Linked DNA regions of Homo sapiens: region 2 is linked to region 1. The links are chromatin contacts, found by Hi-C or POLR2A ChIA-PET in ENCODE. All regions are on one chromosome and are shown on one strand. The core of a region is the stretch at or near the end of the contact, and the rest is flanking DNA. Distances in the headings are between cores, read along the strand shown.

What was found. Hi-C counts contacts between places; a loop is a spot of excess contacts on that map. ChIA-PET counts read pairs that join two places held with the same protein, here RNA polymerase II (POLR2A). Pooled maps may share reads with other maps.
Region 2: a map with no recorded cell type shows a loop between it and region 1 (11-fold over the local background). The contact joins two enhancer-like sites. A Hi-C loop is called at or near these places in 1 of 168 maps with a recorded cell type or tissue (endothelial cell of hepatic sinusoid), 1 of 37 single-sample maps with no recorded cell type and 7 of 50 pooled maps. POLR2A ChIA-PET finds 5 or more read pairs at or near these places in 1 of 52 experiments (T-cell).

What each region holds. Positions count from the first base shown.
Region 1 is chr17:56,783,891-56,789,224 of GRCh38, forward strand. No RefSeq gene overlaps it. Among named protein-coding and RNA genes, the nearest start is that of C17orf67, 47 kb to the right of the region's middle. RefSeq lists enhancers at 2,599-3,798, 3,297-3,356. Within about 2 kb of position 3,226, at least 5 of the 41 ENCODE cell types and tissues checked have a DNase peak (open chromatin) inside an H3K27ac peak, as active enhancers do.
Region 2 is chr17:56,864,774-56,869,746 of GRCh38, forward strand. It overlaps DGKE (diacylglycerol kinase epsilon), which reads left to right. Exons shown (of 12, transcript NM_003647.3): 12 at 1-4,794. All of the region lies in intron 1 of LOC124904037 (a long non-coding RNA gene), which reads right to left. Among named protein-coding and RNA genes, the nearest start is that of MIR3614, 24 kb to the right of the region's middle. Within about 2 kb of position 3,423, at least 2 of the 41 ENCODE cell types and tissues checked have a DNase peak (open chromatin) inside an H3K27ac peak, as active enhancers do.

The sequences.
Region 1 (5,334 bases), core at 1,976-4,475:
TGCCATGGTGGTTTGATGCACCTATCAACCCATCACCTGGGTATTAAGCCCAGCATGCTTTAGCTATTTTTCTTAATGCTCTTCCTCCCCCATCCCACCCCCTGACAGGCCCCAGTGTGTGTTGCTCCCTTCCCTGTGTCCATGCGTTCTCATTGTTCAGCTCCCACTTGTAAGTGAGAATATGTGGTGTTTGGTTTTCTGCTCCTGCATTAGTTTGCTAAGGATAATAGCTTCCAGCTCCATCCATGTTCCTGCAAAGGACATGATCTTGTTCCTTTTTATGGCTGCATAGTATTTCATGGTGTATATGTAGCACATTTTCTTTATCAAGTCTATCATTGATGGGCATTTTGGTTGATTCCACGTCTTTGCTATTGCGAATAGCGCTGCAATGAACATACGAGTCCATGTATCTTTATGATAGAATTATTTATATTTTGGGGGGTATGTACCCAGTAATGGGATTGCTGGGTCAAATGGTATTTCTGGTTCTAGATATTTGAGGAATTGCCACACTGTCTTCCACAATGGTTGAACTAATTTACACTCCCACCAACAGTGTAAAAGCGTTCCTATTTCTCCACAACCTCAATAGCATCTGTTGTTTCTTGTCAGCCTGAGGTTCTTTCCACACATGAAGCTTCAGGAAGCTCTATGCTGGTGGTTCCCAAACTCCAGCATGCATCAGAATCACCAGGAGGGCTTATGAAAATCCAGATGGCTGGGCCTCAGCCCCAGAGTTTCTGATTCAGAAGTGTCACAGACATCCGAACCAGGGTAACTCCATCTTGAATAAGAATTGAAGAAAGTCAGACCTGCTGGGTTACAATCCCAGGAGGCTATGCACTCCTAGTCACAAGATGTTTATGGCTGAGGGAACAGATTAATGATGCTTACTAATGGAACAGGACTCAGAACTTAAGGAAATCTCCTGATGTCCCAATATCTTAAGAACAAAAAGCATTCTTAGTTTAAGAATAGGTTTTGCTTTAGAGATAATAGTAGGTTCATAAATTTTTGCAAAAATCAATAGTTACACAAGAGAATAACAATACTAACAGCCTGTCACAAGCTTGTCATGAGCCTTTGTAGTAAAGCACATAAGGCCATTATTTTCAGCTCTGTTATCCTATACAAGCAAGCACTGTATTTGAGGTAGGGGCGTTCCTTCTCTTGCTTTTGGAGGACAGCCTACTCTGAAATAGAGCAGTCTTTAATAAGCTATCTTCACTACACTGCACTCTGCAACTTGCTGTAAATTCTTTCTTGCATGAGATCCAAGAACCCACTCTTGGGGTCTGGGTCGAGACTCCTTTCTGGTAACAGAAGATCTGAGTTGGGCCTGAGAGTTTGCATGTCTAACAGGTTGTCTGGGGGACACACTTTGAGAACAGAAGCTGTAGCTACTCATTAAACCACAAGAGAAGACAAGACACATATTGACATGACCTGGATGGAGGAAAAGCAGGGCCCACATGTAATTAGAAAGAGAAAGAGAGATTTCAACCACCTGAAAACTGAACCTCACAAGAAATAACTTGTCGATTTTAATCAATTGAAGAACCTCTGAAGCAGGAGCTTATTTGCTCTCCGGTGAGTTTACAGGTTTTGGGGGAGGGTAACTTGGCTGTATGACACTTGCTGGATCGTGGGAGTAGAGTCATGTTCTGATTTGAAATCAGAGAACTCACTGTGGCTTCCTGCCTCCACGCCCATCTGTTTCCCTGTATCATTGGGATAACATCCAAATTCCTTACAAAGGTCTGTGAGGCCCATAAACCTGGCCCCTGCCTGCCTCCCAGGCTCATTGTAGACACTGTCCCCTCACTCTTTAGGGAAGGCCACGGTGACCTTCTGGAAGCTCCTAGGACAAACCTGCTCCTTCCCCACCTCAGGGTCTTTGCACTTGCTGCTGCCTCTGCCTGCAACAACTCTCTCCACCTCCATCCTGTGCCACTCCTTCTACCCCCACCCTTCCCTGCCTTGTATCCCCACCTCCATCTCCTTTGTCAAGCTAATTCCTTGACAAATCACTGAAGGTACCCCCTCTTCCTAGAGCCTTTCCTGACAAGCAGCTCTGGGTGGGGTACCTGTCAATGGCCACATACCTGGTCATCTTGACTGCTCCTTCCTAACATTCAGCATACAATGTGTTCTTCCGTACTGGCCTCTGTTTAAGTGGGAGTTTCAGGAGTCGTCTCCAGTACCTAGTGCAGTGCCTAACACATAGGGAATAAATAAGCAAAGAACAAACAAACCAAGAAACCAGGTCCAGAAGCCAAAAGCAATCAAGGCCAGCCAGCATCTGGCATCAGAGCACTGTCCATGACAGAAAGCTGCCAGAGGAAGGAGGAGTAAGGGTTTGGAACAAAGTCCAGGTGGTATAGAAAAGTGCACCTTTGCAAAGAGCTTTTCCTTCGGACTGAAATGCCCTTCCTCCCCTTTTCCACCTGGAAGACGGCTTCTTACCCCTCCTGCTAAGTAAGCTTCCAGTAATGCCTTGTCTTGAGCCATCCCTAACCCCCTGCCTCAGGGAAAGAGTTATCATCGTACCATGTTTGCAATTCGGTGCTGGGGTGGGGCGGGGCAGGACATGGAAAGAACTCACCTCTCAACAAATAAATATTAGTGAGTGCTACCTATGCGCAGAGCAATGAGCTAGGCATGGAGATGCAGTACACTGAAATTGTCTGTGCCTCTCAGCTACTGCTCCAGCAAACAACAGCCACCTCCCTTATCCACGGGGAATGCCAGGACCCCCCAGTGGATGTCTGAAACCAAGCATAGTACTGAACCCAATTGCCGACCACATTTCTGTTCACATCTTCCACCCACATGTTTTAGAACTTTTCCATCTTAACGAAGCATTTTTCACTGTAGCCATTAACTTTTGCAGTTCAAGGTGCAACAGCAAAACTAGCACAAATTTATTTTTCCTTCTTCACAATTTCTCAGATAGAAGATTTGTTCTTACCACAGATCTTGGCAATCTCAGCACACGTTTTTTTTTTCTAAACTAAGTTGAAAACCTTCGCCTTTTCACTTAAAGGTAGCACATTATGGTTTCTCTTTGGCATATCTGAATTGCCAGCATCATTACTCTTGCAATGTGGGGGCATTATTAAGTAAAAGAAGGGTTCCTTGAACACAAGCACTGCCATAATGCCACCTGACAGTCAATCTGATAATTGAGCCAGCTACTAACTGACTAAGAGGGCAGGTAGTACACACAGAGGAGTGATTCATGCCCCAGGCAGGAAGCAGCAGGATGGCGTGAGATTTCATCACGTTACTCAGGACGGTGCGTAATTTACAACTGATGAATTGTTTATTTCTGGAATTTTCCATTAAATGTTTTCAGACTGTGGTTGACCTTGGGTAACTGAAACCTCAGAAAGAGAAACCACAGATGGGGGAACTACTGCAATGTTTTTTGGCCAGCTCACGTGTGCCAGCCTCTGAGATGGACACTTTCTATGGGCCCTGAGGAAGAAGCACAGCACAGAGCTAACACTGTGGCTTCTGGGTCAAGTCACTTCCTAATTTTGTGACTTAATGACTTTGGGTCCATCACGAAACGTCAAGAGCCCACATCTGTAAAATGGGGATAATAATTGTACCTACCTCACAGGATTATTGCGAAGATTAAATGAATACAGTGAAGGAATTAGCATGGTGGTTGGTACATTTCAAGTGCTCAATAGAATGTTAGCAGTTGTCCCATTTAATACTCCCAGCAACATAGAGACCAATATGACTATCCCATATAAAGATAGGGGAGCAGTAGACTTGGAGAAATTAAGTGATTCACCCAATCACAGCACTCAGCAGAAGGTTAAATTGCAATTAGAATCTGTCTTACTCGAAAACTAGGTTTCTTTCCAGTCCACCATTTACCCCATTCTTGTCCCCTACTTATCCCTCTCTATAGTAGCCATGCCCGTCTGTTTACTTACTGTCTTTGGCTGCTTTACAAATACAATAGCAAAGTAGTTGTATGACAGAGATGACATGGCCCACAAGATAAAAATACTTGCTATCAGGCCCTTTACAGAAAAAGTTTACCAACCCCTGATCTATAGAGCAGCTACCTGCTTATATATCTGTCTCCACCACTAGACAGTAAGTTCATTTGAACTGGGATCTTATTTCTCTTTGAACCTCTAGGAAGAATAAGCACACTTTTTTGCAAGGGTCTCAGTGTTGGTTAGATGAAATATGAAATGCAATTCCCTCTGGAAATCCTTCTGCCCATTTTTTCTGACCCCAAACCCAGACCATAGGAGCCAATGGTCTCTGTCTGTTTCAGGAAGCACATGTATTAGTCAATAAGACTGAATGCTTCTGCCAGTAGCTCGGAAGCCTATGAGCTGCCCCACTGGAGGTACTCTTGGTAAAGTTGTTTCTGCTCCACCATAGAACCTTCCCAGGAGGGATGTTTTTGGATACGAACAACGTATAAAAATCAATATTATTCCTACACATACCAGAATAACCAACTAGAAAATGTAAATTTAAGAAAATTCCAGTTATAATTCATAAAGATCCATAATATATCTAGGATTAGTGCTGTTTTAAAAACATATATATGATCTTTACAAAGAAAATTACAAAATTTTAATGATGGACATAAAAATGGCCTAAGTAAATGGAGAGATAGACCAGGTTCATAGATAGGAAGATGCAATACTGTAAAGAAAGCAACCCTTTCTCAAGTAGGGAGGCCTTTTGACTCTAGGTCTCCCAAACACTCTCCACCTCTTCTCAAAATAATAGTTTTTTAAAAAATATAGAGAGAGACAGAGACAGACCATTTGTCTTGATTAATAGAATAATGCCCAAGAATTTTAAAAACAGTAATAGCTAGTTTCATGGAGAGCTTACCCAATAAACTAATTATCACAATGGCATTTTGAACTAAGAACTGTAATCATTCCCATTCTACAGTAAGGAAACTCAGGCCCAAAGAGGTTAATCAGCTTGCCCAAGGACACACAGCTAGTCGGTGGAGCCAGAATTTGAATGCAGGTAGTCTGGCTCCAAGCCTGGATTATGAATTACTGCTGTCCACCACTTTGAAGATTCCTGTCACTCACCTGCCTTCTGAGAAACTTTGGTGGTGGGCAAATGGGGTGTGAAGTTGCAGCAAGCTCACTGTGAATTGCTGCGCTTCAGCCCCGTCATCTGTGGGCCTCAGGAGAGTGTGTTCTGGGTAAACACATGCATTTTGTGTGTCAAGGGGAGGAGGCTGAGAACCAGGCTGTATGTGACTGATGAAGAATCCTCTCTGTTCTTAAAGGAAGTTTTTGCCCCTGATATGTGAGCCATACCCAG
Region 2 (4,973 bases), core at 2,173-4,672, 81 kb after region 1:
TTAGGATGTTGGAACGAAAATAATCACAATAACTAATACAGCTTTTTAATTGTGAAAACTACAATTAAAAATTATAATTTTAATACCAACCATAATATTACACTGTATTTAGAACAGGCTTATGTAAAATGCCCTCATTTATCTAAATAAGTTGATTTTTTGGTTATTGTAATCTAGTAAGGTTTTTGCATCACTACTGGTCTGTCATGAAGTTTTTCTGCTGGCTTATTCACTTATTTAGACTTCATTTAGGGAAGCTATTTCAGAATACCATCTCATAAAATGTATCATTATCTTGTTTTTGCAAAATTCACTTACTTTTTGGGCACATTTACCCAGCATTTCAAATAAGTGTATAGGCATGTGCCTTGTTTAAGTACAATTTATAAGACTTCATGTTTGCAAGTTACATATTAGGGTAGTGATTGTTTATATTACCAGGGATTCTACACTTTACCAAAAAAAATTGCCATAAGATTTTCCTGTTCCATTTTAAATTGTCTTGATATTTAAAAAAATAACTTCTACATTCTCAGGAAGAAATACATGAAGTAAATCATATCTCCATGTCTGTTTCCAGATTTCTCTAATCTTTTTACTATCCCAATACATTCCTAATTCCTATAAACGTAGTGGCTTAAATACTGAATACCTGGCAGCTCTTAAAGATCCCTTAGGCAGATGATGATAATTTTCAGTGTTTCGTCATGTTTAATAGAAATCAAACTGACTTGTGTTTTAAAATACAAGTTGTCTGCTAGTAAAGTTACATGATTTAGGTGTGTTTTAGGTTTTCTGCAACAATTAGCTGTGAACCCCTAATGTAGCTAAGTTTATACAAATTTTATAATCAAAATTATTTATTTTTATTTTTTTAGAGTATGTCAAAAACATATAGTGTTTGCTTTGTGAAATACATTTGCTTAGAGTTATAAAATATACTGTGACTCAGAAATTGTAAAGTCAGTTTGCGTTGTAAAAATGAATACTACCAGCATGTCAAAAGAAAAATAATTTACATTTGTAATATAAAGTAAAATTGTATTTAATATATTTATTGAATTTTAAATTTGCACTAACTTGAAAACTTTAAAGGTTATACTAATTTAATGATTAATGTGGACCCAAATACATAATTTGGCCAAAAAAGTCATTAGAATGGGTAATGGTTTTGTGTGGTTTTCCTTCAAAATGATAATATTGAAGCAAGAACCAGCATTTTATATTGATAATTTTTTTAATATTTCTACCCAGTTGAGGACAGTGGAATATAAGTAGATATATTTAAAATATCTAGATATTTAAAAAGAAAGAAAAGGTTGTTTATCCCAATCTGAATTCATTCTCAGCAACAAGACAGAAAAGGTGGTTTGGGTTTTGCTTTTAAACAGTGTCCCCCTGTCTTTTTCAATTTTTCCCTTGAAGCCTTTCTCTTGTTCTTCAGAGTACGCGCTGCAGGCTATCTGCAGCATCAGAATGCCTGGGCAGGCTGTTGAAAGTATGGATTCCTGAGCCCAACCCTTAACTTAATGATTCCCTGTCTCTGGAGATGCAACATAGAAATCTCTGTTTTTATTAACAAGCGCCTCAGGCGATTCTTAAGCATACTGAAATTTGAAAGCTTCTGGTCTGAACCTCATGTATTCACCTAGGGCTTTTGCTAGGTGGGATACCATGCCGAAAAATTGAATTAATTGTATGTTCTTAAAATTGTTTTTCTTCTACTCCGCTGTCCTCTTCCCTCAAAATCACTTTTCTAAAAGAACTCTATGAAAAACTTATTTGTATCATACCCAAATTGATATATTTGTCTGAACTCTGTTACATAAAAATTGGTATGATTCATATGTGGAATCAGTTTTTGGACTGTGACCCATGCAGTGTTGGGGGACAAGGAGTTGCTTCAGGAGTTAGTGCAGTGCGCCTCCAAGGGGCAGTGAGCCATGGAGGCGCCTGCCTTCTCACTGCAGTCAATGCAGCCACACTTGTGTATACTGAGTGCTGCTTCAGATCTCAGTAGATAAAATAATTCCACATTTAAAATGATTCTGCTATTTTTTATAAAGGGTTTGAAAGCCACTACTATAATGACTTTGTCACCTAATTGATTTTCTACTAATTTTTACATATTCAGAAACTTCGTGTTTTTTTGGTGGACAGAATATTTTGGAGGTCTCCGTCGCTGTTTAGAATGTGGCCACTTGGCTGTTTCACAGTTTTTAAAGCTATTTTATTGAATAGTAAAGCAGTGAACTTAGCCTTTGTTCTTTGTGTTTCTAATTTAAGCATATAGTCTATTTAATTTTTGATATGTAAATACACATCAATACATATATATTTACCCATGTGGCCCTGTGTAGTCAGTGCATGAGGCTTGCATAGCCCAGAAAGGTACATTCCAGGGTTCTGGGGAAAGAATTTTAAAATGCCATCCTCTAATACAGACGTTTATAAAACTTAAATGAAATGATTGGGCTTAACCATATGCAAGAAAGTCTGCAGAAAATAAATCACCTAGAAACTATAAATAGAAATGTGCTGCTGAGGCTGGGCACGGTGGCTCACACCTGTAATCCCAGCACTTGGGGGGCTAAGGGAGGCGTATCACCTGAGGTCAGGAGTTTGAGACAAGCCTGGTCAACATGGTGAAACGCCGTCTCTACTAAAAATACAAAAAAAATTAGCCAGGTACATTGGCACATGCCTTTAATCCCAGCTAATCAGGAGGCTGAGGCACGAGAATTGCTCGAACCCAGGCGGCAGAGCTTGCAGTGAGCGGAGATCACATGACTGCACTCCAGCCTGGGCAACAGAGCAAGACTCCATCTCAAAAAAAAAAAGGCCGGGCGTGGTGGCTCACGCCTGTAATCCCAGCACTTTGGGAGGCTGAGGCAGGTGGATCACGAGGTCAGGAGATCGAGACTATCCTGGCTAACACGGTGACACCCCGCCTCTACTAAAAATCCAAAAATTTAGCCGGGCATGGTGGCGGGCACCTGTAGTCCCAGCTACTCGGGAGGCTGAGGCAGGAGAATGGCGTGAACCCGGGAGGCAGAGCTTGCAGGGAGGCGGAGCTTGCAGCGAGCCGAGATAGTGCCACTGCAGTGGGGCCTGGGCCAAAGAGTGAGACTCCATCTCAAAAAAAAAAAAAAAGAAAGAAATGTGTTGCTGGTATCAGATATCAGACCAAGAACACTTCAGTCTCTCTAAGGATGCCCTGAGCTACCTCACTGTTAAAGGACGACATCAACACAGAATGCACTAAACAGGAAATAAGCTGTAATCTAGAGAATTTCCATTATGTGTTACTTTTTGGTGACTAACATGGAATGTTGAAAAGGAAGAGCTGGAAAGCTCAGTTGTTTTCCTTGTTCCTCTGACATTGTCCAGGCAAGAGGGCATCCTGATCAGATGAGTAGATTTGGCTGAGAAAAACCCTAGAGTAAGGCAGGCACTTTGTGGAGGTGGATGATGATGGCTCATAAAAACGTTTGTTCTCAGTCCAGTTCAGGGCTCTGCCAGCAGTCTTTCAGATCTGAACTGCTTAAACAAACCCTACAGATAAATTGGCACTCTGATTTGTAATTCTGTTTGTACAAGTTTAGAGCAGCCTAGCTCGAGTCCTCAACCCCAGTCCTCTTAGAAGTGAACTGATTGCACTGGATCCCTAAACCCACAATGTTGAGGACACATGTGATGACTCCACTTGCTCAGCCAGCTGGCCTCTTGCACTTTCCCCTGCCCACCACTTGTAACTACCACTTAATTATCTTGTGTTAATTGCTTTTGTTGTGTTGGGTCTGTATTTTTGTGGTCAGTGCCTGCAGGCAGAAATGTGAAAGCATTTGGTATGTTGAAGATACTTGCTTCTTTTTTAATAAAATTAAAAGTGCAGCACGTAAGTATGATACTGTGTAGTTTTTTGACACAACCATGAGATACAATAAGCAGCTTTGACTTAGTGTCCCAAAAAGTGGTTCTTGGTCTACAGCAGGGCAAACATATATGTGGCAAGTTCTGATCACATACTTTTAGACAGAAAGAATAAAAAATTCATATTGCATGGCTTTTGTAGCCTAAGAGCACAGAATCATACACGTGTGTTAGGAGAAACATTCATTCTCACGCATATAAACTGGCTCCTGGCAGAGTAGAGCAGTAAGTGGGATCAAAGGTGAATTCACCTTATTTTCAGTTGGTAGAGTATGGAAAAATGTATCACTTATTTGAAATACCTGAATGGAAACCCAGCCTCTACTACTGTAACTTAACACTTGTTCTTCCTGAGCCTCAAATTTTCTTTCTCTGTAAGAATGGGAATTAATGCCCACCTACGGGTTGCAAGTGCTTACAGGAGCTGGGCAAGCAACGAAGGTAAGAGTTGTAGAGACTTCGGTAAACTGGAGCACATGATTCCTGGGAAGCAGGCCTAGTGTAAACAATTTATTTTTCTAGAAAAGACAGAAGTTTAGAGTATATGAAATCTAATTTTTAAGTATTGGTTGGCAACTAATTGACTATCGTCTACCATAAGGTTATATGATAATTATTAGGGCAGGAGAGTGAATGCATCTTAATATGCATGGCAGAACTGTGTGTTTCCTTCCATCTGGATTTTCATAAAGCTTTCTGATTTATCAGTAACGATCTGAAAAATGTACTGTGGCATGTAACATCTTTTATTCATTTTATTAGGCATTAGAGGAAGAATATTCTGTAGTCCTGCTTTATTCTGCCATCTTTACCTGGAAATCCATTTTTATAAAATTTTTGTAATAAAAATTCACTTGATCACTTGCCTGCTTTCTTTTAAACAGTGCCAAGCGTAATGCCCCTTGATAATTTACATATATGTGAACGTGGCTGTGATAGCTGCTGATGTTCACACATAGGCCATCTTACATGTAATGATCCATGTTTGGACTTAAACAGCTTCACACATTTATTGTACAGTTAGGTGTCACATGCTTTTA